Linked DNA regions of Mus musculus: region 2 is linked to region 1. Evidence: chromatin loops called from intact Hi-C (ENCODE). Cell type or tissue: gastrocnemius. All regions are shown on one strand. Links, peaks and the distances in the headings refer to the core of each region. The heading gives the core; the rest is flanking DNA.

Region 1 (14,439 bases), core at 2,675-10,674:
GCAAGTCAGTCTCACGAGTGTCCTCGGACAGGTTAGTGACACGGATGGTGGCATTGTCGTCAGCTTTGTGGGCAGGGCAGGGGGAGATGGCAGTGAGAAGGGTGCCACCGCTGGACCCCACGCCCACACTGCAGGAGTACTCACAGCCCTTGCCTCCGGGGGCGGGCCTCCCACCTCCTCACCTCTGCGGTTTGGCTGCATGGACTCCCCACGGCGGCTGGCCCCGTCCCGGAGGCTGGGGGGCACATACTTCCCTGTCTTGCTCTGGGCGGCCTGCACGGGCTCCAGCTCTGGAAAGCAGCAGACGGAAGGATTATTCTGCCCCAGCCCCCAGGTACAGACACCCAGTCATCCTTTGGTGACCCAAACATCACATCTAGGAAGCTACCACTCTTCAAAGTCTCTGCTAGTGTCACGAGCAAAGTGAACAAGCCACAGGGCAGACACAACAAAGCCAGCACTGCAGAGCCCCAGCGCTGGACACCACCAGCCCGGCAGCATCCCGACTACAGGCACACAACAGTGAGGATGTCCCTAGGCCACTCATCCATGACAGTGAGAAGCAAAGTTCCATACAAGTCACAAGAGGCAGCCACCCCCACAGGACACATTAGATTATGGCCACACTGAGCCCAGCACATACATGGTGGATGTTGCCTGAGTATATACGTGTATACACACACACACACACACTGCGTATATATGTACACACACACACACACACATACACACACACACACACAGAGTATATATGTACACGCACGCATGCACGCACGCATACCCAAGTTAGAGTAAGCTATCAGTCACACATCAGGATGACCATGCCCGAAGCCACTCAAACTTGGCCACAGGTAATGCAGGGAAGAGAAGAGCACACTACCACAGAACAGCTGAGACCCTCCCAGGTCCCCACGTCCACACCTCCTGGCAGTTTCTCCTTCTCCCCAGTAGACAGGCCGAGCTGCTCAGCCAGCTCCTTCTGCATGGGTCCTAGTGTGTCCTTGTAGGGGCAACGGGTGGTCCAATGGTCGCCCTTGCAAATGCGGCAGGACACAATCTTCTGGCCCTTAAGCTTGTTCATTGGGTCCTCCTCCTCCTGACAGTTTAGGTCCTGGTGGGGTATAGGGAGGGAAGGCTCAGAGGAGGCTGCTGGGCCCGGCCCACACCACCCCCACTGCATTTCTCAGGCTCCAGCTTCACCCAGCTCACCTCTTTGCTAGTGATGAATGTCATAGAGACGTCATCACTGACTGTGGTAGTGGCCACATTGGGCCCCGGTGGGTCAAACTCCGAGTTGCCAAACTTCTTCCAATTCTGGGCTCCCAGAAAACAATGGGGAGAAGTGAGGAAAAGACAGGAAGGATCCTGCAGTGGGTACCCCAGACAGACAACCATTCCGGGGCCTTGAATCCGAAGATCTAGTCTCTCTAGAGGCCTTCCCTGTGGTAATGGTGACAATCCCCATTCCCTAAGCTAAACACAGTGGCACACAACTGTCACCCCAACACTTGCCAGGTGCAAACAGGAGGACCTCAAGACACGCAAGCTCAAAACCAGCCTGAGTTATCTGAGGTAGGTGCTGGTAAGGTAGCTCGTGTGAAAACGTGCAGTACACTTTCTAACACTCATATAAAAGGTTAAGTACATGCTGGGCATGGTGGCGCACGCTTTTAATCCCAGCCCTTGGGAGGGAGGCAGAGGCAGGCAGATTTCTGAGTTCGAGGCCAGCCTGGTCTACAGAGTGAGTTCCAGGACAGCTAGGGCTATACAGAGAAACCCTGTCTTGAGAAAAAAAAAAAAAAAAAAGGTTGAGTACAGGGCTCCACTGTGCCGCTGGCAGTTTCTGGGCTGCTCCATGGCCAGCCTCCCACCAGGGACAAAGGAGGAATCACCCAGACCTTAGGAACCGAGCCAGTTAAACCTGAAACTCATTTCCTGCCTGTAAAACAGGGGCCACAAAGCTCCCTGCCTCCCTAAGCTGGCCTGGAGCCTGAGAAGCTGTGTCTTGCTGAACGCTGGCACGGGACCTTGCTCTCAAGCGTCGCTGTCCCTCCTCTACAAGCCCTCCCCCCTAGGTAAGTAGAGGCTGCTTGCTTCTTCATGTAGACAGGTCAAAGGAGAGAGAATGGAGGTCAGGATGCAGGAGGCTGAGGCAGAAGCATTTAGAATGAAGACCAGAGCTAGAGCCTCTCAAAAATAACAAGCCAGCAAATGGTGGCAATGCCTTTAATCCTAATGCATGTGGATCTATGAGTTCAAGGTCAGCCTAGACCACAGAGTGAGTTCAGAACAGCTAGGGCTACACAGAGAAACCCTGTCTGGAAAAACAAACTACAAACAATAAAACCCAAGAGGGCTGGGTATGTCTCAGTACAGTGTCTGTCACACAAGTGTCCGTCAGACTCTGACCCCGAGCACCCACAGTCAAACACTGTGCACAGAGGCAAACTTGCATTCCCGGTGCAGGCCAGACAGGAAGTGGGGACAGCAGGGTCCCTGGGGCTGTTAGTGCCCAGCAAGCCTAGTCTAGTTCCTAATACCGAGAGACCAGCTCAAACCAAAAGTATGCTGTGCCATGTGCTGGGGGGGATGATGCTGCGCACATCCGCACACAAAAGGAGAACAATAAAAAAACAAAAGTAAATGAATAAATAAAGCATCTAACTTCATCTACTCCTGGGCCCTAACCTTTCAAGGCCTAACACTAAACGTTTACTCCACATCAACAAAAAGGGGCTTCCCAACTCCTCAGGATCAGCCCCAGAGAACACCCTACCCCCCAAATGAGGTAGAATCTCACCTTCCTCCTTGCCACAGCCTTTGATGCCTTCCGGGTCTCAATCCTGAAGGTTCTGACAATCTGAAGATGAATAAGAGAGGAGTGCTTCCAGAGCCTCAGGCCCTGTCTCAGCCACTGACACCCCTCCACCTGAACCCCTGAACACAAAGGCACTGGCCCTATGTGTCCACTTCGACCTCACCTTGAATTTCTTCCCATCTTCCTCTATCTTGTACTCAGTCACTGTCTTTATGTTCCCATTGATGACTTCCTTGGGAGGTGGCAGCGGGTCTGGAGGAAGATGACAGAAACTGATTCCCGGGTAATGGGGACTGGCTGGAAAGTAGGCTTGAGAGTCGGAAGGGAAGAGGAAGCAGGCAGGGATGGACACTGCTCACCTCCGGGCAGTAACTCGGGCTCTGGACTGGTGTCCCCGGTGGGCAGAGGGATTCCTTTCAGGAGCTCGCTGGTGACACATTTGTCTGCCAGAGGGAATTCGGGGAGGAAGGTAGAGTGAGCCACGGGACGGGAACTTTCAAGTCAGAGAGAGAGTGTGTGTGTGTGTGTGTTGTGTGTTTGCGGGTTGCACCGGGGGCACAGCGCAGGGCGAGGGTGGGGCTGGCCACGCGCGGCCCTAGCCGGAGCGTGGGCCCCGGGAACAGGCAGCGGGCGCGGCCACGCTCGGCACTCACCGTCCTCTCCCTCCTCCTCCACCTGGTCGGCCCAGCTGGGCTTCGAGCTGCGGGGACAGGAGATTGGTGAGCGGGTCCCGGCCCCCCGCGCCGCCCAGACCCCCACGCACCCCAGAGCAGCCCCCACGCGGCCTCCCCGGCGACCCCATCGCCACCCCACGCATACTCAAAGTCGCCAGTCGGCATCTCGAAGTCTTAACTCCACGCAGCTCCCAGCCCGGGTAAAGACAGGAAGCCGGAGTAGAAGAGGCTTCCGGTGCCGCGGCCGCAGCCTAGAGCGGCCAGACCGCGGTGAGCACAGCGCCTCCCTGCGGACAAAGGTGGACACGCGGCTCTCGCGCACCGCAAAGCGCTGAGATCCAACCTGGAAAAGGGGTCCAAAAAAAAGCTTCAAAGAACTTTTTAAACTTTTTTTTTCCCCCTTTGGGTAATGGGGCTAGACGTGAGTGTCTCACTCTATAGATAGGATAGCCTCACAATCCTGTCTCAACTCCAAAAGGCTGAAAGTACAGGCTCACGAGCAGTATTCCCAGGGTGGCCTTGAATTCATAGCTGTCTTTCCACCTTACTCTCGTCCGTGCTGGGAATATGAACATGAAATCGCCACACCCGGAACTGATTCGTTCTCTCCCTCTTCCCGGAGAATTAGTTTTCAGCCATCAGTAATCGCAGTGCTGGAGGTGGAAGCTGGAAAATTATGAGTTAAAGGCCATTTTCAGCTACCTCGTGGATTCCAGACTAGCCTGCGCTCCATGCGACTCTGTCTCCAAAACTAAAGGTGTCTTGCTTTGTTCCCCAGGCTTGCCCCTGAACTCCTAAACGCAAGGAATTCACAAATAGCTGGGGCTATAATTGTGTGCCAACAAGCTTGGCTGAAAAGCACGTGTATCAAGAATGCCCTCGCCCCACATCGTTTAGAGGATACCAGGATTCTGGTTTGTTGAAGAAGAAACAGACTCAGACCAAACCCTTTTGTCCTGTGCTAAGACGTCCTTTCTTTGAATAAGAGGCCACCTGGTCTCCTGTGCCTCCTTTGCTGTGTAGCATGCTAGGGTTTATCCTACAACCTTGTTGTGCGTTTGTATTATTTGAAGACAGCATGCTTGTGCATACATAGCACACATGGAGGTCAGGGGACACTTTGCAGACAGTCTCTCCTTCCACTATGTGGGTCTTGGGATTGATCTCAGGCCTTCAGGCTTGGCAGCCAGCCTCCTGCTGTGGTCCAGGAGTCCCCTCACAGACCACACGAGCCCCAGTCTCAGTCAGAGAGAGGCACTTTATTGAGCATACATGTCAGGACTGGTTAACCAGGGCCACAGTCCAGATTCAGGACCTGAACTGTGACCCTGACTTAAGATCCTGCAGGGTTTTTAAGCCTCAAATCCACAAACATCTGGGCCAAGTCACATCACCAATCAGGATTCAGAAATGGGGGGTTTACCTGGGAACATGGTTTTGCCTTACACGTATCCTGCTCCCATTGGTTGGGTATTCAACGGTGGCAAGAGACTTTCCTTGTTGAACATTCATGTCTCAATGTGCCAACCAGGTTGTCAGTTACCCACGCACATGTCTTTCTGCCAAGTAGGATGCCAGTTTCCAGGGAGGTCTTGGGAACTTAAACTTTACTCAGTCATTACTCAAAATGGAAGTCTTATTCCAAAGGGTTTCTTATATTGGTGCAGTTCTCTCTCTCATCTATTTATTTTATTTATATAAACTTGAGCTGTCTGAAGACACACCAGAAGAGGGCATCAAATCCTATTACAGATGGTTGTGAGCCACCATGTGGTTGCTGGGAATTGAACTCAGGACCTCTAGAAGAGCTCTTAACCACTGAGCCATCTCTCCAGGCCAGAGATTTCTCTCTTATGTTGGAGTCCATCCCAGGGACAGCTTATACAGACAAATACCATAAAAATTTATATATGGCTAGTAAGTGCTGCTGGGTGGTTGGTTCAGGTCAAAGCTTATTATGGGTAACTATTCAAAAAAGTTCTACTAACTTCTATCATGATTGGTTTCCAAGGGCACAGGGCATAACAGAATATGTAATCAGTTTTGGCATTAGAAAGTTTCCTAGTAACAGCAGAAACATATGAGAAAGTTTCCTTATAATGGTAGGCTAGCCAAGTAGGCTACCTAGGCCTTGACATTTTATCTAGGCCTTAATATTTTACCTAGGTCCCAGTACCTCCTTAGCTGCAAAAACGTTGCAAGCTCTATTCCTGCCACCTTAAACTCTCTCCAGTGCTAAGCTCCTGTCAAGTAAGTGGAGGTTATATCAGATTCTCTGCCGTAGGAACATCCACTCCAAGTCCATGTGTCTGTTTGGGATGCTGGTGGGGAACGGAAAGCAGGGAGTTGGGCACACTAATACTGACCTATACTCCTAACACTTAGAACTTGTATCTTAAGCTGGCAAGATGGCTCAGTGGGTGAAGGCACTCTCCACAAGCCTGCTGCCTGGAGTTCAACCCTAGGACCCATCTGAGGGAAGGAGAGGACTAACTCTAGCAGGTTGTACCCTGAGCCCCACACTTATGCTGTGGCCTGTTCTCACACACTGCATCGTAGTGGGACCCCTGTAGAATCAGAGGATCTAGGGTGAACATCAGAATGAATAGCTGCTTTCTAGATGGACTTCGACCTTGAAGAAATCCTGTGAGACTCTTCAGGATTCAGTCCAGAGGCTGAATGTCCCTGCTCCCAGCTCCCAGCCAGGCCTCGGGGCTAAGAAGGACAACGCTTCATAAAAATGTAATGGGTCGGGCGTGGTGGTGCACACCTTTAATCTCAGCACTCGGGAGGCAGAGGCAGGCAAATTTCTGAGTTTGAGGCCAGCCTGGTCTACAAAGTGAGTTCCAGGACAGCCAGGGCTACACAGAGAAACCCTGTCTTGAAAAATCACACACACACACACACACACACACAAAATGTAATAGAATCAGAGGAGGTCAGGCAACATCTAAGGATGGTATGGCCTTAAAAGGAAATTGGTTAACTAACTTACATTTGGTTTTTACTGTTGTTCTCTCTAAGGACACAATAAACAAAATGGTCAGTTTCAGTGCTAGGAAGGCATAGGCAGAAAATCCGAGAGTTTGAACTCAGCTGGGAATGAGGAAATAGAGTGGGGTCGTGAGTCAAGTAACAAACAAAGAACAGACTGAAGAGTTAGTTCCAGGTCTCCGTCCTCCCGGCTGGAGAACACGGTCACTTTAAGTAAGGTTTCCTGGGGTGCCTGTGTTTTCTTGTGAAAAAAACTTGTTGCAGTTGTCACTAGAGGGCAGAGTAGGACAGTGAGAAGGAAGGAGGTTGGGGACCAAGGAAAGAACCCCAGCTGCAAAGCTACCTTTTAGAAAGGACCCACTGGGGACACACACATGGCTGAGGCAGGAGTGCCACCTCAAGATCAAGGCCAGCCTGGCTTACACAGTAACATCCTGTTTGTAATGAAAAAGAAAAGAAAAAGAAAAGAAAAACGGCCAGGTGGTTTTTAAAGGTACAAAATTAAAATACTGATAGGATTTCTCCTTGGAACCTAGTAGTTTGACAGGTGGCAATTTGTATGCAAAGACTTGACAGTTAGAAGGCTGTGCAGTGGAGGGGAGGAGCTGCGGATACCTGTCATCAGCTCGGGTAGGAGCCGGGAGCCTCCAGAGGCCGCTTGCACTGCACAGTGAAAACCCATAGATAAATAAGTAGTGTTGCTCCTTCTCTGGGGAGCAGTCTTGTGTAGCTCTGGCTGGCCTCAAACTCGCTACGCAACTGAGGACGACTTCAAGCTACTGCTCCTCCTACTTCCACCTCCCCAGTGCTAGGATGGCAGGCAAACATTGTCCCGGCTGGTTTATTTCATGTTACAAGTGGAGCCCAGTGCATGCTGAGCCCCAGTGCACGCTGGGCAAGCCGTCTTAGGCAGATTTTTCTTGCTGTGATAAGCACCATGACCAAACGCAACTTAGGGAGGAAAGGGCTCATTTTATCTTACAGCTTGTAGTGCTATGCTGAACGAAGCCAGGGCAGGAACTTAAAGCCTGAAGCAGAGGCCATGGAGGAGCACTGCACGGAGGAGGCTTGCAACCCATGGCTCCCACAGTTGGCTTTTGACTGTTTTCTTTTGGAGACGGTGTCTATCTCCCGCCTGTCTGGGGACTGGCTATTTAGACCAGGCTGGCCTCTAACTCACAGAGATCAACTGCTTCTCCAGTTTGGGGATTAAGGCATGAGCCACCATGCTCAGTCCTTCAGTAGTTGAAAAGCAAAACAAAGCAAGAGATCACTGTGTAGACCAGGCTGGCCTTGAACTCACAGTGATGATCCACATTCCTCTGCCTCCACAGTGTAGGAATCAGGGGCGTCTGCTATGCCTGACCCTTAAAACACGTTTTTAAAACATTTTTTAAGCCGGGCAGTGGTGGCACACACCTTTTAATCCCAGCATTTGGGAGGCAGAGGCAGGCGGATTTCTGAGTTTGAGGTCAGCCCGGTCTACAAAGTGAATTCTAGGACAGCCAGGGCTACAGAGAGAAACCCTGTCTCAAAAAAAAAATTTTTTTAAAATTTATTTTGTGGGGCTGGAGAGATGGCTCGGTGGTTAAGAGCACTGACTGCTCTTCCAGAGGCCCTGAGTTCAATTCCCAGCAACCACATGGTGGCTCACAACCATCTGTAATGGGATCTGATGCCCTCTTCTGGTGTGTACTCATATACATAAAATAAAGAAATAAATCTTTAAAATGATTTACTTTGTGTGGTTGGTTAGTGGAGATCAGAAAATAACCTTCAGGTATTGGTTCTCATCTTCCATCATTTGGGCTCAAGGGATCTAACTCACACATTAAGCTTGGCTGCAGGTGTTGCTGTGGCCCTTGCCCTGTCCCCGAGCATCATGTCATTACTGAAGCTTTTCCCTTCACTGTGGCTCAAACTCCCCTTCAGCCTGGCGCCATGCACTACCCCTCAGGAGGCAGATCTGAGGCTTGAGTTTTTTGCCTCTATGCTGGCTCCCTTTCACTCCTCTAGAGGCTGGGTGTGAATGTGTGGTGGGGGTGGAGAGGCAGGGTTGTTAGTTTGGTACTTGAGAAGGGGGGGGGGGGGGGCAGGAGGTCGAGACTAGCCTCAGCTACACGAGTCTGAGAACGGTCCAGGCCATACAGAAGACTATCTCAAAACCAATGTAATTCTGCAGCATTTACCAGGGATTTGATGGATCTCTCAGATCCTGTGGCATTCCACCCACTTCTAGGTATTTGCCTTTAAAAGAAACACAGTGCTGTTTCGCCCAGCCCTTTGGCATATACTAGACGAATCCCTTGAAACAGATAATGCAGCTGGAAATAGTGCCTCACACCTGCATACAGCCTAGGATACATAAATGAGCTCAGGGCTAGCCTGAGCTACAAAATGAGACGTGTCTCAAAACAACTAGCATAAACTGTCTCAGGTCAGTCTCACACCAATGACCCCAGCACTCAGGAAGCCAAGGCAGCCAGATGACAGTAAGTTCAAGGCCAGCCTGTGCAACAAGTGAGAACGAGAGAACGCCTGGCCTGGACAGTGGAGGTAGGTAGGCATTGCTCAAGGTTGCTCAGGGTACGTAGAACAAGTTGATGTGTTTATAAAAAGAAGGGGGATATGTTCTATGGAGGTGCAGTGAGGTATAGGGGAAGAGGGTGTCTCAGTGGGCCCATGTCAAGGCATCTCTTCCCGCTGAGGGACCAGTCACACAACTGTATAGAATTTATTCAGGGCATGGGGAGGGGAGTTAAGAGGGTAGTAGAGGCAGAGAGAGGGAGACAGAGAAAGGGAGGAATAGAGGTTGGCCATGACCATGTGGAGGGAGGGTACAGAGCGGGAGCAGGAAGGGAAGAGCAAGAGGTCAAGAGAGCAAGAGAGGGAGGAGGGGGCAAGTAGCCCCCTTTATAGTGGGTCAGGCCTACCTGGCTGTTGCCAGGTAACTGTGGGATGGAGTTTAGACAGAGTGCTAACATTCCTCCCATTTTGGTTTAACTAAAAAAGATTAGAAAGATGTGATGGCAAAGCGGAAATAGGGTCGTTGTGATAGCTGGCTGCTTCCTGCTGACACTGGGGTGACGTTGTCTCTCGGGAACCTAGAGGGATGGGTGTGGGGATGTTTGCCCAGTCTCAGGAGAGTGGGCTGCTTCCTTGTCCGGGGTCTGTGGAGCCATCTGAGGACGGGTCAGAAGGAACAGGTCCAGGAGAAGCGTCTGTGTCTGAGACAGGAGATGGAGCATCTGGAGGCTGCTTCTCTGGAGCTGTCCTGGATGTAGTGAGCGCCTGGACTTGACAAGATGCTCAAACACAATATATTTATTATAGAGAGAGATTAGGTACGTTTGGAAGAAAGAAATTTTAAGATGTACATTTGAAACCCAGAGGAGTCCTACCCTCTGGAGTAGGTAGTAAGTGGGAGCTTTGGGCAGAGGTACTTATCTGGGTGGAGTCTATTTGGTCAGATCTGAGTGTCTGGGTTTCCTGTGGCTATAAATTTACAAAAGAGATAACAACACAAGTTAACATGAATAGCCTTTAAGATGAGCCTTTTGTGGAGCAAAAGGAACAAAAATTTATAATTAAAAAGTTGGATCATATATGTAGTGGAATGTTTCATTAGAGTTAAAAACTCAAATAATGTTAGGACAGTGGAATAACAAGAAGAGGAAATATGAAGCAATTTAACTGATGGAAACTGAGTTTAGGCACCCCTAAGCACGACTTCTATGGCACGTCCCTGAGCCCGAGAGCGGGGTGGGAGAATGTAAGCAGCAGAATGGCCTCGATGCTTCCTCAGGACTAGATAGCCATTGCAGACATGCCTTTAGTATCAGCAGTGAGCCTGCGTGGGACCAGCCTGTCAGGTCGGTGTGGACGAAGAGGGCTCCCAAAGCTCTGCCCTCCCTGCTGAGTTATGGCAGAAACGGACTCTAGAAAGTCATTGCCTGGAGTTGTACACCCAAGTGTGAGCCCAGCAGGCTGCAATGGCTCCTTCCTCATCTGTGGCCACACAGATGACCTGGGCAGGAGGGGAAGAAGTTCAAGGCCAACCTGAGATATATATATATATATGACTATCTCAGAGTTGTTTTTAGAGATAGGGCCTCTGAGTAGCCCTGGCTGTCTCAGAACTCCATCTTTAAACAAAAACTGACTTCAAACTCAGATCTCCACCCGCTCAAAAAAGTTTAAAATGTGTTTTTCATCAGTGTGCATGACTGCTGTACCCACACCCACAGTGGTCAGAAGAGGGTGCCAGACTCCGGGGACCCCACCATTATGTGGGGTGCTAGGAACTAAGCCCAGGTATTTTGGTTTTTTTCTTTTCCTTCAAGACAGTTTCTCTGTGTCCTGGAACTCACTTTGTAGACCAGGCTGGCCTCTAACTCAGAAATCCGCCTGCCTCTGCCTCCCAAGTGCTGCTGTGCGCCACCACTGGCCAGCTGCCCAGGTTCTTTGTAAGTGCAGCTATGACTCTTAACTGCTGAGCTAACTCTTCGGCCTCCTCTTCTATGTTCAGTCAACTCGGTTAGTGGAAATAGAAGTTTCTTCATCAATAAGTCACACAGCCAGGCCCTGGTGGTGCACACCTTTAATCCCAGCACTCAGGAGGCAGAGGCAGGTGAATACACAAGTTTGCGGCCAGCCTGGAACTCACTACGTAACTCACCTTAGTCATGGTGTCTTCACAGTAATAGAAACGACATCAGGCAACACGGCACGATTCTAACTCAATACAAACAGCAAACCCCCAAGTCTGGAGCAGCAGGATGGCTCAGTGGTTGAGTGTTGATGTGCAAGCCTGGCAAACAAATACCTAGAGCCCACACACAGGTGGAAGAGTACACAACTCAAAGTTGTCTTAACTTCCACGTGTGAGCTGTGGCACCCAGCCACCTCCAACGTCATACTATAAAATTCTGACATAGGAAACTTTACAGAGCTGGGGGTTTGATCAGCTGGCAGTGTGGCACTGGGCCCATCCCCAGCATACCCGAGAAGCCAGTGTGTGGAGAGGTGGAAGTCTGGCACACGTCCACTACAAGATGCCAGCATGGAGGCCGACCCGCAACCTCACTCCTAAGACAGCCTACAGCCCTGCTGAAAGGCAGCAGCCGCTCCACAGAGGCAAACAGGCTACCCTTTACACAGAAGCACATCTTCCAAATGATCTGTGTGGTGGTACAGTTATAAATATAGGCAAGAGAACAAAGTTCTGAGCTAGCCTGGGCAACATAGAGGCGCCTTAAAAAAATTACTGCTATATTTAGTCCAGTACAGTAGCCCTTAGAAGGAGGAGGATTGCCACAACTTGTAGTCCAGCCTGAGCTACACAGTGAACATAAGGGTCAAACATGGTTACACAATATATCAAAAAGGTATGTGCTGAGCCATAATCCAGGACCCAGGAGTCTCTTCTAGGTCTTAAGCCAACTGGAGTTCTGCACACAGGGCAGAGACAGGAGTTCTGAGGGCGGCTTAGTCATGGTCTCTTCTTGCTCCATGATCCGGGTCTTATGTCATCACGAATGATCGCAGGATGGCTGCTTTATTACCAGACACACAATAAAAGGTCAACTCCAAAACAAAAAGGGCAAAGTGTCCGTGGAGATTAGCCAAGACCATCCGAAGAGGCTTTCTGGGAAAACCTACTAGAAAGTTCCATTTGCCTTTCACTGGGCAGAACTGAATCACAGAAAAGTATCCCACCGAGGTGGATGTAGTGGCTGGTCCACGGACACCGTAAAGCACGAGCCCCTCCCCCCTCCGCTGGGGGACGCTGCCAGAGAACTCAATCACTAGCTGGGTGCTTGACAGAAGCGCTTTATTTTGAAGAAATATTACAACATATAAAACTACATCAAGTCTCACTTGCCACCTGCACAGTGGCAGATCTGATAGAATACAGGATAAGAAAAAAACCAAACCAAACCAAACCAAACAAAAAAAAAAACCTTAAAATTCAGAATGCACAAAGTACTACACAGCTTGGTCACAAAACAAACCTCATACAAACAGCTTAGTGTCAGCCATGGCCACAGACACTGAGCACAAGACTTCAAATGATGGGGCTCAAAGGGTTAAAAACATCAGTGCACGTGGGGCTCTGGGTGAGAGCACTAGTCCTTGGTAGCAGCCTCCTCTTTTGCTTTAACTGCAGCTGAGGAGAAAGGAAAAGTCACTTGAGAACAGGGCAGCAGGCGCTCGCGGCAGCAGGCGCTCGCTCACGGCTGGTCTTGAGCACATGCACACCGCTGGAAACATTCAGGACTGAGACATAGCTCCCGGATGTTTCTGCACGTAGGTGCTGGGGTAGCCCTTGAGATCGGTGCCTGCTGACTTGGACTGACCAGTCAACAGAAGCTCACACCTGTGCCATCTGCCCTGGCCCTACTCCTCTAACCTTGTATGGACTTGGCACACACAGGCCCCAGGGACGAGAGCTGCCCACGAGGAACGGGGCACGTACCTGATGCGCTCTCCCGAGCACTGGACAGCAGGCAGAGCTTAATCTCCAGGCCAATGGCTTTGGCCAGGGGTGGTGGCACAGCATTACCCACCTGCGGGAAGGAAGGACGTAACACCAGGCTCACCAGTGGCCGGACCATGACCAGTGGCCTGGGCTTTGTGGTACAGCCCTTGTTGTGATGTCCACACACCCTCAGGTCACTAACAGGTAGTTTTAGAGCCACCTGCTTGCCTCCCCAGTGCTAGGACTAAAGGCATGCACTACCACACCTGGCTAACAGTGAACTTTTTAAAAGCTTTAGGAAAGTCTGGAAGCAAAATCTGGACCCACCCAGAGCCAATGTGAGTCCCATTAGGAGCCAAGGGTCTGGAACATGGGAATGGTCTGCATGGAGCCCAGGTCAGGTCGATGTTTCTGGCACGGGCCTTTTTCTCAACAGCAATTCCCAACCAGGAATAGCCAGTGTAGAAAGGGCACATTTGGGCCAGTGTTGTTGTTGCTGACCCATACTCTGTTACACAACCTGACTCGAAAGCGGTGGCCCCCACCCCCAATGTGAGAGCTGAGGCCACTCGATGATAAGCTCTGGTGATGAACTGACCTGCCGGTGTCTGTCCAGGATGTTGCCGAAGAACCGGTAGCTATCTGGAAAGCCCTGGGAGCGGGCACATTCCCGAACACTCACGACCCGGTGCTGCTCCGGGTGGAGCACCCGACCCTGCTTGCCCATGGGCTCAGGGTTGGTGACAGTGGTGCTGAAGAAGCCATCCCACTCCAGACGCCCGTAGAGGCCAGCCCAGTGGTTGTGCCGGTTCCCAGTGTGCGGCAGGCACCAGGGGATGAGGGTGCTGAATTGCCTGGACTCAGGGTCGCAGGCCTTGCCTGTTGCAATGGAACACTGAGCTATGGACAAGGCTGCTGCCAGAGACTGAGGCATCTCATCTCTCATCTCTGCAGAGGGGCTTCCAAAGGGAGCTCTTACGGGTGTTTGATTTGGGCCCCCCTACGCTGTTGTAACCTCACACCATGCAGCCATTTAATTAGCACGGAGGTGTGGCCAGGCCTCTGGCTTATCACGTAGATGAGTTGAATGGGGACGGCTACAAAACCCCAGGAAGCCCCACTGAACAGCCAGCCCTCACAAAGGGCTGCCATAAGGGAGACTCTTGTTTTTCGGGAAGACCAAGTGGAAGGGGGGGACTAAAGCTTGGGGTCCCACCTTCTGCACAGGAACAGACTCCACGCAGGGCACCGGTGCTGCTGTAGCCATTTTTCACATCATGAAAGGTGTACTGTAGCTTATGGGCTATGACGCCATCTCCCAGCCGCACCTGTATGTTGGGCAGGTCACGCCAATCTGATCCTGGGAACAGTGGGATGTGCCGCATGCGGGCAGCCACCAGTGGGCTCATGTCCTAGAACAAAGAGAAGCCCAGCTGAAACCCGGTTCTGGAAGCACAGAAGGGCACCTAGAG
Region 2 (14,439 bases), core at 4,255-12,254, 130 kb after region 1:
ATGTGTAGGTGCTAGGTCCACTGTAAGACCTGTTTGTGCTCTTGACCACTGAGCCATCAGCCTAGCCCTTAGAGGTCACCTTTTGGAAATCTATTTTCTCTTCCACCATATGGATCACCCAGACTAAACTAGGTCATCAGACTTGGGTGGCAAACACCTTTACCTTCTGAATAACTTCTTAGTCCACTTTTCCGTGAGATTGTGTCTGACATAGTGCAGGCTAGCCTCCCATGGGTAGCTGAGGACAACCTTAACATTTGGTGTTTTTTTTTAAAGATTTATTTATTTATTATACGTAAGTACACTGTAGCTAACTTCAGACACCCCAGAATCAAATCTCATTACAGATGGTTGTCAGCCACCATGTGGTTGCTGGGATTTGAATTCAGGACCTATGGAAGAGCAGTCAGTGCTCTTAACCACTGAGCCATCTCTCCAGCCCCTGTTTTTTTTGTTTTTGGTGTTGTTTTTGTTTTGGTTTTTTGGGTTTTGGATTTTTAAAAAATATTTATTTACTCATTTATTATATGTAAGTACACTGTAGCTGTCTTCAGACACTCCAGAAGATGGCATCAGATTTCATTGTGAATGGTTGTGAGCCACCATGTGGTTGCTGGGATTTGAACTCAGGACCTTTGGAAGAGCAGTCGGCGCTCTTAACCACTGAGCCATCTCACCAGCCCCCTGGTTTTGGATTTTTTTCAAGGCAGGGTTACTCTGTGTAGCCCTGGCTGTCCTGGAACTCCCTCTGTAAACCGGGCTGGCCTTGAACTCAGAAATCTGCCTGCCTCTGCCTCCCAAGTGCTGGGATTAAAGGCATGCACCACCATGTCCGGCCTGGTTTGTTTGTTTTTAAGATAGGATTCTCACTATGTATCCCTAGCTGAGCTAGAACTCTGTAGACCAGGCTAGCCTCCAACTCACAGAATCCCTCCTGCTTCTGCCTCCGAAGTATTGAGATTAAGGGAATGGGGGGTGCACCACTATACACTGTATTTATAGAATTGTAATATATGACTTATTTTTAAATACTGACTCTCTACATAGCTTGATGTGGGGACCAGGTTGGCCTTGAACTCACAGAGATATGCCTTCTGACTGTTGGGATTAAAGACATATATTACCTAATTTACAGCATCTTTACCTAATAGAAGACTCTGTGCTGGACAAGGTGCTATAGGCCCGTGATCCCTACTCCCGGGTAGGCTAAGGCAGGGTAGACACAGGTTTGAGGCCAAGCTAACTACAGTATGTGAGAGCCTACCTCAAAAAAAAAAAAAAAAAGGAAAGGAAAAATATAGGAAAGGAAGAAAGAAAAGTAAGGCTGAGAAGAGAGGTCAAAGCTTAGTGATGGCCCTGGGGTTCCACTACTGTACCACACCCTCGGTCCTTCACTGGGGGATTCTATGAGGGGTTTTACCACGGAGGTACAACCTTAATTCTTTTTAATTTGGGAACAGGGTCTCCAGTAACTACTATCTCACAAAATCAAGAATTGGTCCTGGACCTGCACACCCCACTCTTTGTTACCGTGAAGATTTCATGGATTAGTCTTGGAGTTTTGACACAAGTGCAGCTTAGTTTTGCATACCTCAATTCACTTAGTCTCGGCTAGCCTCAGCCTTGCCAGTCTCCTTCTTTGGCTGGAATTACAGACTGTACCACCACTCTCAGCTTTTATTGTTTTGTCTTCTTTATTATTTATTTATTTGTTTGTTTGGTTGGTTGGTTTGGTTTTTCGAGACAGGGTTTCTCTGTATATCCCTGGCTGTCCAGGAACTCACTTTGTAGACCAGGCTGGCCTTGAACTCAGAAGTCCGCCTGCCTCTGCCTCCCGAGTGCTGGGATTAAAGGCGTGAGCCACCACACCCGGCTCCTTTGTTGTTTTTATTGTGTGTGTCTGGCGTGCGAGTGCACACCTGCGTGCCGGGTGAGCATATGGAGGCTGGACAGCTCTGTGGAGCTATTCTCTTTGTCCAAGTTTACATGAGGGATTGTCTGTTTTCCCAAACAGGGTTTCTCTGTGTAGCCCTGGCTGTCCTGGAACTCACTCTGTAGACCAGGCTGGCCTCGAACTCACAGAGATCCACCTGCCTCTGCCTCTCAAGTGCTGGGATTAAAGGCCTCTGCCACTGCTGCCCAGCCTGGGATCCAGGGATTGAATTTGGGTACTTAGGTTATGTGGTAAGCACATTTACCCACTGAGCCATCTCACTGGCCCATTTAATTTAATTTAATCTTATTTGTGGGACTGGGTATGCAACCCAGGGCTTCCTGTCTAGTAGGCAAGTCCTCTAAAACTGGGCCACCACCCCCTCAACCTTCCGCACACCCAGATACATATATATTCCTACTTATTTGCAGTCTCCTGATGATAGATTTTGGAGTGTATTTCAACCTCTCAGCTACCGCTGCTGGGAATGGTTGACGATCCTTGTGCAAACACTCCTGACCTCCTCCCTAGCTTTCCCCGAAGCTCTCTGCATTCCTGGCTGCTTACGTGGTGGGGCATGTTTGGGGGAGACTGAAGTCTTCAGGCAGGTGTAGGTCTGTCTACGGCAGTCCAGCTTACAGGATCCCCAACCCCGTTTCCTTGCAGCGTTTCCGGAGAGTGTGGAGCTGAGACCTCTGCCAGCCTGGCAGCAAGTAGGCAAGGACCTCACCCTGCGCTGCCACGTGGATGGTGGAGCACCGCGGACCCAGCTCTCAGCAGTGCTGCTCCGTGGGGAGGAGATACTGAGCCGCCAGCCAGTGGGTGGGCACCCCAAGGACCCCAAGGAGATCACATTCACGGTGCTGGCTAGCAGAGGGGACCACGGAGCCAATTTCTCATGCCGCACAGAACTGGATCTCAGGCCGCAAGGGCTGGCATTGTTCTCTAATGTCTCCGAGGCCAGGAGCCTCCGGACTTTCGGTGAGGTCCTTCACAGCGGGCAAGTGGGTTCTTGGGAGGAAGAAGACCCCAGCAATGGGGGAAAGGTGCTGAGAAGATAGTAATCCAGATAGTGGGAGTTTTGGGGATGGTGAGCTGGCTCTGTGGGTAAAGGAAGGGACTTGCATCCAAGCTTGATGACCTGAGTTCAATTCCCAGCTTCCAAAGGAGAAACTGACTCCTGAAAGTTGTCTTTTGACCTCCACAAGTGAGTCACATACATATATACACAGCAAATAAATGAATAAAAAGAAAGAAAAAGGGTGGTGTGTGGGGTGGACCCCAGAGGTCCAACTCATACTGAGTGGCAGCCTCCAGGATCACAAACAACACTTCTTTTGTTCTGCGGCCCTGGAGGTGGCTGGGCAGTTGCTGTTAAAAAAAACAACCCAGACCCCGGAACTCCACTTGCTCATGCCTGTCTTCTCCCCCAAGATCTTCCAGCTACCATCCCAAAGCTCGACACCCCTGACCTCCTGGAGGTGGGCACCCAGCAGAAGTTGTTTTGCTCCCTGGAAGGCCTGTTTCCTGCCTCTGAAGCTCGGATATACCTGGAGCTGGGAGGCCAGATGCCGACCCAGGAGAGCACAAACAGCAGTGACTCTGTGTCAGCCACTGCCTTGGTAGAGGTGACTGAGGAGTTCGACAGAACCCTGCCGCTGCGCTGCGTTTTGGAGCTAGCGGACCAGATCCTGGAGACGCAGAGGACCTTAACAGTCTACAGTAAGAAGGGGCGGGGCTTAGTCCAGAGATAGCGATGTTGAGACCTGACTGACCCCAATGGAGGGGTACTAAAGGGGTAGGACTGACAAGGGTGGGCCCTTCGGGGGCGTAGCCTAACTTGGTAGCTCATTCAGGAGTAAGGACTGGCACCAGGGGCACGACTAGCGCCTGTGGTGGCACTTTCAAGAGAGAGAACTGAAGGGAGGCTTAGCACTGCTTTAATCCCAGCACAAGGGTGGCAGAGGTAGTAGGTAGAGTCCTTATGAGTTCCAGGCCAGCCAGGGCTACACAATGAGACCCTGTCTCAAAAAGTGTGGGGCTAGGCCTTTCAGAAGGCCTAGTTTCAGCTAGGCCCAGTTCCTGGATGGCCAGTGCTGGAGATTGGGGCTGACACTAAAGGTCCATCTTGTACTTGAGGCTGAGTGGTCATAGGCGGGGGTTTGCACTGGGCGGGGCTCACGGTGTGTCCCGCTCCCAGACTTTTCAGCTCCGGTCCTGACCCTGAGCCAGCTGGAGGTCTCGGAAGGGAGCCAAGTAACTGTGAAGTGTGAAGCCCACAGTGGGTCGAAGGTGGTTCTTCTGAGCGGCGTCGAGCCTAGGCCACCCACCCCGCAGGTCCAATTCACACTGAATGCCAGCTCGGAGGATCACAAACGAAGCTTCTTTTGCTCTGCCGCTCTGGAGGTGGCGGGAAAGTTCCTGTTTAAAAACCAGACCCTGGAACTGCACGTGCTGTGTGAGTTGGCTGCAGTGCTGAGTGATAGTCATTTCCTACTGCCCCATGTGCCTTCGGAGCTTTCCCTGATCTCTGTCTCTGACACTATTTCTCCAGATGGTCCTCGGCTGGACGAGACGGACTGCTTGGGGAACTGGACCTGGCAAGAGGGGTCTCAGCAGACTCTGAAATGCCAGGCCTGGGGGAACCCATCTCCTAAGATGACCTGCAGACGGAAGGCAGATGGTGCCCTGCTGCCCATCGGGGTGGTGAAGTCTGTCAAACAGGAGATGAATGGTACATACGTGTGCCATGCCTTTAGCTCCCATGGGAATGTCACCAGGAATGTGTACCTGACAGTACTGTGTGAGTATCCCAGGATATAAGGCTGGATGAGGGGTGGGCTAGGTGCCAGGGCCTCAAGTCTCACCATTCCCTTCTGTCTCTACCACACAGACCACTCTCAAAATAACTGGACTATAATCATTCTGGTGCCAGTACTGCTGGTCATTGTGGGCCTCGTGATGGCAGCCTCTTATGTTTATAACCGCCAGAGAAAGATCAGGATATACAAGTTACAGAAGGCTCAGGAGGAGGCCATAAAACTCAAGGGACAAGCCCCACCTCCCTGAGCCTGCTGGATGAGACTCCTGCCTGGACCCCCTGCAGGGCAACAGCTGCTGCTGCTTTTGAACAGAATGGTAGACAGCATTTACCCTCAGCCACTTCCTCTGGCTGTCACAGAACAGGATGGTGGCCTGGGGGATGCACACTTGTAGCCTCAGAGCTAAGAGGACTCGGTGGATGGAGCAAGACTGTGAACACGTGTGACCCGGACCCACCTACAGCCCGGTGGACCTTCAGCCAAGAAACGCTGACTTCATTCTCTATTGCCCCTGCTGAGGGGCTCCTGCCTAAGGAAGACATGATATCCAGTAGACACAAGCAAGAAGACCACACTTCCCCCCGACACAGGAAAGCTGAGACATTGTCCCCAACTCTTCTTGATGTATTTATTAATTTAGAGTTTTACCAGCTATTTATTGAGTACCCTGTATATAGTAGATCAGTGAGGAGGTGAATGTATAAGTTATGGCCTGGACCCTGCTGCAGATGCTGTGAGAGTCTGGGGAAAGATCACATGGGTCGAGGGTTTCTCTACTGGTCAGGATGCTTTTCTCATAAGGGTCGACTTTTTTCACCAGTCACATAAACACTATGTGGACTGGCAGTGGTTCTCTGCTCCTCCACATCCTGGAGCGTCCCAGCACCTCCCCACCTACTTTTGTTCCCAATGTCAGCCACCATGCCTTAGCAGCTGAACAATCGAGCCTCATGCTCATGAAATCATGGTCCCAGGCGGCTCCACCTCAAAGAGAAAGCCTGGAAGGAAATGTTCCAACTCCTTAGAAGGGTCGTGCAAGCTGCTGTGGGAGGGTAAGCACCCCTCCCAGCACAGAAACCTTTCCTTTGAATCAATAAAGTTTTATGTCGGCCTGAGTGTCTTGTGAGTTTGTGTACAGTCATCACATCAGTTAGGCAAAGCCCTAAGGACTGCCGACTCCCATAATGCCTCAGGGTTGTCTGGTAACCTAACCCTAACTCTGAGTCTGTGGATCAGGTTGGTCCCCACCCCCACCCCCTTTCTTTTTTGAGACAGGTTCTCTTTGTGGCCATGGATGTCCTGAAATCTGCTATGTGGAATGGGCTGGCCTTGACTTCACAAAGATGGGCCAACCTGTCTCCTGAATGCTAGGACTAAATGACAAAGCCACTGCCATGTCTAGTAAAATCTACGTTAGATAGACAGGGTTTCCCAGTGTAGATCAGGATGGCCTTGAACTTACAGAGATCTGCCTCCCTGGGAGTGCTGGGATCAAAGGCATGTGCCATCACCAAGCGTTATTTTATTTTTTAATTTTTAAAGACTTCTTGGGGCTTACGTAAAAACTAAAGAGCAGGTCCAGAACTGTGCAATGGCTTTTGGTTGATTGTAGGGTCTGATGGGAGGGGAGGCAGGTATCTTCATCAGGGCCGGCCGAGGCCCATTCTGGGGCGTGGCCAGGGTGCCTTCTTATCTCCTGCGGCCAGCCTAAACTCCCTGGCGTTCCGCCCGCACTTCAGCGCGGGCTTTGTGCCATGGAGTCTGCCCTTCTGCTCCCGTCGCTTTTGCTGGTGGCTGCCTATCCGAGGGGTGGGAGCCCCCAGCAAGAGTGGATGCAAAGTCCTCCCGCGCCTTCCGTGACCTCAGCACCTTTCTGGGTGCGTCTTAATCCAGAGCTAGAGGCCGTGCCTCCCGGGGGCTCAGCGTGGCTTAACTGCAGCCACAACTGCCCCCTGCCGGTGCATTCCAGCCTGCGCACCCAACTGCGGCAGGGAAAGATAGTTAATGGATCCGGCTGGGTATCTTACCAGCTACTGGATGTGAGGGCCTGGAATTCCAAGGTGCGCTGCGTCGTCACTTGCGCAGGAGAAACCCGAGAGGCCACCGCCAGGATCACTGCTTACAGTGAGGGAGACCGGGGCTCAGGCCGGGCTGGGGTGAGGGGAGAGGGGTGGAGGAAGCGGATAGATGGTAATTGCTTTAAGGGGTGCCTGTGGGCCTTATCTCTCTTGCCTTAGAACGGCCCAGAAGCGTGATCTTGGAGCCTCCGGTCCTAGTGGGCCACAAGTACACTCTGCGATGCTATGTGACACACGTGTTCCCAGTGGGATTCTTGGTGGTGAGCCTGAGAAGAGGTGGCCGAGTGATTTATCATGAAAGCCTGGAGCGCTTCACCGGTTCAGATTTGGCTAATGTCACTTTGACCTACGTGATGCGGGCCGGACTCAACGACCTCTGGCAGCCACTCACCTGCCATGCGCGCCTCAATCTCGACGGGCTAGTGGTGCGCAGCAGCTCGGCACCTGTTATGTTGACAGTCCTCGGTGAGGCATCCTGTAATCCCAGGGAATGGGTGCGGGAGAGGGGATGTTGCCACTCCAAGGGGGCCTGCAGAACAGGCGTGGGCTCCACGCTTGGCGGTCCTCAGACCTCCTAGTTCCTGATTTTCACTCCTGCCCACAGCTTTAAGCCCAGCCTCTATAGCCTTGGCCTCTACCTCCATCGCAACCCTGGTGGGGATCCTCCTGGCTGTGGGGGCTGTCTACGTGCGCAAGTACCTGGCTGTGCAGACTTAGTTATAGATCTGTTTTCGATGCCTGACAAGAGGGAGGGGAAAAGAACTTCAGAGTAATTAATTCAGAGACTCTTATTGAAACAATAAAGTCTTCCTCCTCAGTCTCTGCCTTACGGTTCTTGGAGAAAGTGGTTTCTTTTTTAAGGTACCTTACTTTTTCCAAATTCCTTACGTAGGGGCTGAAGATTAGTAGATTAGAGGTAGTACTGGAGGAAACAACACCTTGAAATTTCTCCTTCAAGGCCAGCATGGGGTCCTAGAACCCGAGTTCCTCTGCGTAGAGTTTTGTTAGCTTTATTTGTGCGGGGCAGAAAGACTAAACTGACCTCCCCTCCAGGGCTGACTCTTGGTATGGCTTTTTCTGATTGGCTCCGCTGATACAGGCCGGAGCTCTGATTGGAGGCTAAGTTTCCCTTCTCCTCCCTCCTTTTCCACTACGGAGCCTGTGCGTTACTAGAGAAGGCCAGCGGGTGGAGCTAGACCTGATTCCCCAAGGTTATCATTAATTGGGGGGGGGGGGGGAGGTAGAAACACTCGAGTAGGCGGGGCCTTCTTCAAGTAGTAGAGGAAGCGGCTAACTAGATAGGAAATCTAGCATAGCAACAAGTTAAGAGATGATTGTTCAGGCCACGTGAGCTGTCACAGACTTGCTTCCTGGCGTTGTGCTTGTTGTCTCCGAGTCTGGTATGTATGTAGAGAGGGATGTCAAAGCTGGGGTCAAAGTGTCCCCAGTTGATCTTTTGGTCCAGCGTGAATTGCAGAATCTCGCACTAGTTACCCAGTAGAGGCGGCCACACTCCTGGCGAGGAGGGCGCAGAAGCTCTGCTGAGAGACTAGACACACAACAGCGTTGTAGACACATTCCCGCTGCACTCTGGGTAAATAAAGATCGGGTGCCGGAGTCGACTCTAATTTAGAAGCCTGCGAACGCTGCGCACACGCACACGTGTCCGAGTCTTGCTGGCACTTGATCCCCCTCTTCCTTCGCCGCGTGCGCGGAGGAGGTCTTAGGGGCGTGGCTCCCATACTTAGCCTGCTGGAGGTCAAAACGAAACCTCAGTTAAGGAAGGCATCCTCACATTCTCCTCTTAGAACCACATTTCCTGCATACTATTGACTCCCCAAGCTAATACAAGCAACCTCTCCATCCACCCTTGCTCAAACAGGCGCTGGTGGGAGGGACCGAGGATGGGCGTGGCTTGGAGACCCAGCGCGTTGTCTCAGACTCTATACCTATGGTGGTGGGTGTTTGGGCAGGGCCTCTCAGCATCCCTTCCCTCCTTCGCCAGGGATGACGCGGGAGAGCGTGGTCGCCCCCAGAAGGCTTTAGATCATTAGGCCGACCTCCATGTAGATCTTTCCCCCACGGGGGACCGCTCTTGCCTGGCTAGCTCGCCTGCATTAAGGCCTGGAGAAGCCCAGTGCGCGCTCGCCTCCTGTCAGCTCGCCCCCCATCACCGCCTCTGTCACCGCCCCCTCCTTAGAAACCAAGTTACCAACGTTTAAACCAATCCCTGGGCGCAATTCTGCCACCCCCACACTCCACCCGCTGCGCTGCGCGGTCCTCCCAGCCCCGCTCTCCATCACTCGCGCTCCCCTCGCCTTCTGTGCTCTCCCCTCCCCGGCAGCGGCGGCAATGCCGGGGCCTTCGCCAGGGCTGCGCCGAGCGCTCCTCGGCCTCTGGGCTGCCCTGGGCCTGGGGATCCTAGGCATCTCAGGTAAGAAGAGCCCGCCGGCGGAGCCAGGTGGATAAGGCGGGGGCGGAATTGAAGGACCAGAGAGGGCGGCCCGGGTGTCCCCTCCAGGCTCCGCCCTCTTCTAGCTTCCCACGCTTCTGCCACCACCTGGAGCTCCGGGCTTCTCCCTGTCCTTCCTCCACCCCAACACACCTCGATCTTTCAGATCGGAACCCAGCACCTTTTCTGAATTCGGGGTTTTGCACCCAACCTGGCTCAGGAGACACTGTGGCTCTCCTGTTCTCTCCTGCTCTGTCGTGTCCTATGGTTCACAGACTAGCATCATCCCTATTTATGATCCTCAAAGACCCTATCTCCTCAACTGTCATAACTCAGAGGCCCTGTTTCCCCTCCACCTGGAGCCCTGGCAACCGGCTTTCTAGGGCTTTCCTCACGGTTCCTTCCCGGAATCTAACCTTGTGGCTTTCTGTCCAAGTTACTCAAGTTTGGGGACAATCTCCTTTAAGCCTTTGACTCAGTCTCTCATTTCTACTTTGCTTTCGCCCCCAGCCTCGGTGTCTCTCCCCCCCATTTCCTGACGACCTGTCAGGGTCTTAAGAGTGACTTGGTTCCCCATCCCCCCAAATTGGAATCTCCTCCTCCTCACTATTGATGTGTTCATCTGAGACCCCATCCCTGCACCGAGCTTCCCCATCTCTGCCATAGGCAGCAAGGCTTCCAGAGACGCCCCTCTAAGAGTGCGTCAGTCCCGAATCTTGAGTGGGATGCGGGACTCCCGTGCTATTTCTTGGCGGTGGTCTTTCCTCGTCCTTACAGACACCCCTGGTTTGGGAGATGGGGGCCACTAAGATTTCAGAGATGGGGTCCCTAGGCTGAGCCCGCGTTTTCCTGGGCAGCGGTCGCGCTAGAACCTTTCTGGGCGGACCTTCAGCCCCGCGTGGCGCTCGTGGAGCGCGGGGGCTCGCTGTGGCTCAACTGCAGCACTAACTGTCCGCGGCCGGAGCGCGGTGGCCTGGAGACCTCGCTACGCCGAAACGGGACCCAGAGGGGTCTGCGCTGGCTGGCTCGGCAGCTGGTGGACATCCGAGAGCCTGAGACCCAGCCGGTCTGCTTCTTCCGCTGCGCGCGCCGCACACTCCAAGCGCGTGGACTCATCCGAACTTTCCGTGAGTACAGTGTGGACACGCCCCTTGGGTCCCTGGACCTCCCCCTAAAGCTCCGCCCACCCGTTCTCTGGTCCTCCTTCCTAGGCTTGTCCTGAGAGCACTACAGCTCGCTAAAGCCCAGGTTTTGGTCCCTTGCAGAGCGACCGGATCGGGTAGAGCTGGTGCCGCTCCCTTCTTGGCAGCCAGTGGGCGAGAACTTCACCTTGAGCTGCAGGGTCCCGGGAGCAGGACCCCGAGCGAGCCTCACATTGACCCTGCTGCGGGGCGGCCAGGAGCTGATTCGCCGCAGTTTCGTAGGCGAGCCACCCCGAGCGCGGGGTGCGATGCTCACCGCCAGGGTCCTGGCACGCAGGGAGGACCACAGGGTCAATTTCTCATGCCTCGCCGAGCTTGACCTGCGGCCACACGGCTTGGGACTGTTTGCAAATAGCTCGGCCCCCAGACAGCTCCGTACCTTTGGTGAGTATGGACCCTAACTGACAGGTTTTAAGTTTAGGGCAGCGGGGCGTAGTGTAGTGGTGTAGGCCCTAAGTCTCAGCCCAAGCAGAACTAAGGCGGAACTCTTGTTCATTTAAAGTCCAGTCTGGTCTACATAGCCAGGGCTGCATAGTTAGATCCCCAAAGGCTTAGCAGCTTCAACACAAGTACTAACTTAAGTGCTTTCTTTTTTTTTTTTTTTTTTTTTAAAGATTTATTTATTTATTTATTTATTATATGTAAGTACACTGTAGCTGTCTTCAGACACACCAGAAGAGGGCGTCAGATCTCATTACAGATGGTTGTGAGCCACCATGTGGTTGCTGGGATTTGAACTTCGGACCTTCGGAAGAGCAGTCGGGTGCTCTTACCCACTGAGCCATCTCTCCAGCCCAAGTGCTTTCTTCTGTGGTCTTTTTCTTTATGCATTTATTTATTGAGAGAAAAAGAGAGTGTGTGTATATGCGTTTATGCACATGCCACAGTGCATGTGTGGAAGTTAAAGGATAAGTAGGAGTTTAGTTCTCTCTTTCCATCATGTAGGTCCTGGGGATCGAGTCAAGTCAGGCTTAACAACAAGCACCTAAACTTGTGGTGCCATCTCGCCCGCCCTTCTGTATTTTTAGGATGAAACCAAACAATGCATGCAAATTGGCTTGTCAACACTGAATGCTTAGTTCATAAACTCAAATCCTGTTCTTTGTCCGCCCCAGCCATGCCTCCACATTCCCCGAGTCTTATTGCTCCCCGAGTCTTAGAAGTGGACTCAGAAAGGCCGGTGACTTGCACGTTGGATGGACTGTTTCCTGCCCCAGAAGCCGGGGTTTACCTCTCTCTGGGAGATCAGAGGCTCAATCCTAATGTGACCCTCGATGGGGACAGCCTTGTGGCCACTGCCACAGCTACAGCAAGCGCAGAACAGGAAGGCACCAAACAGCTGATGTGCGTCGTGACCCTCGGGGGCGAAAGCAGGGAGACCCAGGAAAACCTGACTGTTTACAGTAAGGGGAATCCAGGGGGCCTTCATTGGCTGGGGCTGGAACCAGAGTCTCACAGAGGCGGAGCCAATAAAGTGGGCGGGGCGTCTACACCAGAAAAAGCAGGGCAGGAGAGTTCCAGGGCAGGAGCAGGTAGAAGCTGGAAATGAATAAATAGAAGGGGTTGAGTTACCTGAGTGGGGAGTGAACCCCACCCAATTCTCCGCCCTCAGGCTTCCCGACTCCTCTTCTGACTTTGAGTGAGCCAGAAGCCCCCGAGGGAAAAATGGTGACCATAAGCTGCTGGGCAGGGGCTCGAGCCCTTGTCACCCTGGAGGGAATTCCAGCTGCGGTCCCGGGGCAGCCCGCTGAGCTCCAGTTAAATGTTACAAAGAACGATGACAAGCGGGGCTTCTTCTGCGACGCCGCCCTCGATGTGGACGGGGAAACTCTAAGAAAAAACCAGAGCTCTGAGCTTCGTGTCCTGTGTGAGTGGATGCTCACCCTATCTCTGTGACCTCCAAAGCCCCTATTACCTGCTCCATCTTTAACCTTATCTATCTCCTCTGCCTCGTGCCCGCAGATGCACCTCGCCTGGATGACTTGGATTGTCCCAGAAGCTGGACGTGGCCAGAGGGTCCAGAGCAGACCCTCCACTGCGAGGCCCGCGGAAACCCTGAGCCCTCGGTGCACTGTGCAAGGCCTGAGGGCGGGGCGGTGCTAGCGCTGGGCCTATTGGGTCCAGTGACCCGTGCCCTCGCAGGCACTTACCGATGCACAGCAGTCAATGGGCAAGGCCAGGCGGTCAAAGATGTGACCCTGACCGTGGAATGTGAGTCGGGAGAGGCATGCATGCCCAAGTTCACCGAGTTAGGGGAGACGGGCCTATACGGACAGGAAAGAAGCTGGATTCTGCAGGGATTGGGAAAACACTGAAGGGAAGTGTAGGTGGGACTGTGGGACTGGGTACAGTCTGGCAAAAACAGGCAGTCAAGAGAGTGTACCGGGGAGTGCTTTGTGGGGATCAGTCAGCAGCATCCTGAGACCTCAGGAAAGGGGCCTGATCACCTGAAGTGATGGCCAGAACCCATGTGAAGGTGGGAGGAGAGAACGCCTACCTTTTCATGCTTTCCCACACACATATCGTACAGAGTAAATAGAAAAGTAAAATGGTACATGCCAGAGTGAGAAGCTGTCTCCCGAAGGCATAGAACAGTGGTAATGCACGCCTTTAATCCCAGCACCCTGTAGGCAAAGGCAGGCACATCTCTGAGTTTGAGGCCAGCCTGGTCTACAGAGCAAGTTCCAGGCCAGCCTGGTCTACATAGGGAATTCCTGTCTCAAAATAAACAAACAAAAAACCAAAACCAAAGTCCATTCCAGATGCCCCAGCGCTGGACAGTGTAGGCTGCCCAGAACATATTACTTGGCTGGAGGGAACGGAGGCATCGCTTAGCTGTGTGGCACACGGGGTCCCACCACCTAGCGTGAGTTGTGTGCGCTCTGGAAAGGAGGAAGTCATGGAAGGGCCTCTGCGCGTGGCCCGGGAGCACGCCGGCACTTACCGATGCGAAGCCATCAACGCCAGAGGATCAGCGGCCAAAAATGTGGCCGTCACGGTGGAATGTGAGTAGGGGTGACTGCAGAGAAGTCCGCACCCGCATCCTCTGTCCTCTATGTCAACTCTTATTTCCCTGCTTCCTAGATGGTCCCAGTTTTGAGGAGTTGGGCTGCCCCAGCAACTGGACGTGGGTAGAGGGATCTGGAAAGCTGTTTTCCTGTGAAGTTGATGGGAAGCCAGAACCACGTGTGGAGTGCGTAGGCTCGGAGGGTGCAAGCGAAGGGATAGTGTTGCCCTTGGTGTCCTCAAACTCTGGTCCTAGAAACTCTATGACCCCTGGTAACCTGTCACCGGGCATTTACCTCTGCAACGCCACCAACCGGCACGGCTCCACAGTCAAAACAGTCGTCGTGAGCGCGGAGTGTGAGCAGGGGCCCAGGTGGGCGGAAAGTACCGGGTGTCCCAGGATCCTTGCCTTCCCTGACGTCCCTCCTTATGGTGGCTGATCTGCAGCGCCGCCACAGATGGATGAATCCAGTTGCCCGAGTCACCAGACCTGGCTGGAAGGAGCTGAGGCTACCGCGCTGGCCTGCAGTGCCAGGGGCCGCCCCTCTCCACGGGTGCATTGCTCCAGGGAGGGTGCCGCCAGGCTGGAGAGGCTACAGGTGTCCCGAGAGGATGCGGGGACCTACCGCTGTGTGGCCACCAATGCGCATGGCACGGATTCACGGACGGTCACTGTGGGTGTGGAATGTGAGTGAGGACAGCGCAGAATGAAGAGGACTGAGCCCGCTAGAAAAGTGCCGTGAGGGCTGGGATGTAGTCCAGTGGATAGCGTGCTCAATTAGCACCCACAAAGCTGTATATGCTATTCCCAACACTCATAATTTTAACACTTGGGAGGCAGAGACAGGCAGACCTGCTCTCTGTCCAGGACAACTTGGTCTACAAAGGGGCTACAGGCCCCCCAAGATTACATAACCCCTCTCTGGCTCCCTGTCTCTCTGGCCCA

What was found. Hi-C counts contacts between places; a loop is a spot of excess contacts. Peaks named below come from ENCODE experiments on the same cell type or tissue, not always from the same donor. Only the 100,000 strongest peaks of a DNase experiment are listed, where the experiment ranks them.
Region 2: a loop joins it to region 1, with 5 times the contacts of the local background. A loop is called at or near these places in 3 of 42 quality-filtered maps.

What each region holds. Positions count from the first base shown.
Region 1 is chr9:20,894,907-20,909,345 of GRCm38, forward strand. Eif3g (eukaryotic translation initiation factor 3, subunit G) reads right to left here and starts at 3,684. Exons shown (of 11, transcript NM_016876.3): 1 at 3,638-3,684; 2 at 3,472-3,518; 3 at 3,178-3,261; 4 at 2,982-3,070; 5 at 2,801-2,860; 6 at 1,210-1,314; 7 at 922-1,111; 8 at 183-290; 9 at 1-63. The coding sequence starts at 3,657. It overlaps Dnmt1 (DNA methyltransferase (cytosine-5) 1), which reads right to left. Exons shown (of 39, transcript NM_001199431.1): 36 at 14,184-14,379; 37 at 13,566-13,846; 38 at 12,965-13,055; 39 at 12,300-12,655. The coding sequence ends at 12,615. In gastrocnemius, for the core only: CTCF peaks have their summits at 3,789 and 6,761 (motif pointing right); DNase peaks (open chromatin) are centred at 3,735 and 6,761; H3K4me3 peaks cover 1,664 bases; H3K27ac peaks cover 1,931 bases.
Region 2 is chr9:21,022,945-21,037,383 of GRCm38, forward strand. It overlaps Icam1 (intercellular adhesion molecule 1), which reads left to right. Exons shown (of 7, transcript NM_010493.3): 3 at 2,600-2,914; 4 at 3,368-3,655; 5 at 4,134-4,391; 6 at 4,488-4,736; 7 at 4,827-5,870. The coding sequence ends at 5,002. It overlaps Icam4 (intercellular adhesion molecule 4, Landsteiner-Wiener blood group), which reads left to right and starts at 6,488. Exons shown (of 3, transcript NM_023892.3): 1 at 6,488-6,879; 2 at 6,993-7,298; 3 at 7,438-7,652. The coding sequence starts at 6,510. The coding sequence ends at 7,550. It overlaps Icam5 (intercellular adhesion molecule 5, telencephalin), which reads left to right and starts at 9,094. Exons shown (of 11, transcript NM_008319.2): 1 at 9,094-9,267; 2 at 10,143-10,412; 3 at 10,551-10,871; 4 at 11,603-11,890; 5 at 12,100-12,354; 6 at 12,450-12,698; 7 at 13,250-13,492; 8 at 13,572-13,850; 9 at 13,941-14,180. The coding sequence starts at 9,186. It overlaps Mir1900 (microRNA 1900), which reads right to left and starts at 9,384; the gene lies at 9,307-9,384. In gastrocnemius, for the core only: a CTCF peak has its summit at 8,002 (motif pointing right); DNase peaks (open chromatin) are centred at 4,666, 5,039, 6,587, 7,999 and 4 more places; H3K4me3 peaks cover 4,645 bases; H3K27ac peaks cover 3,430 bases.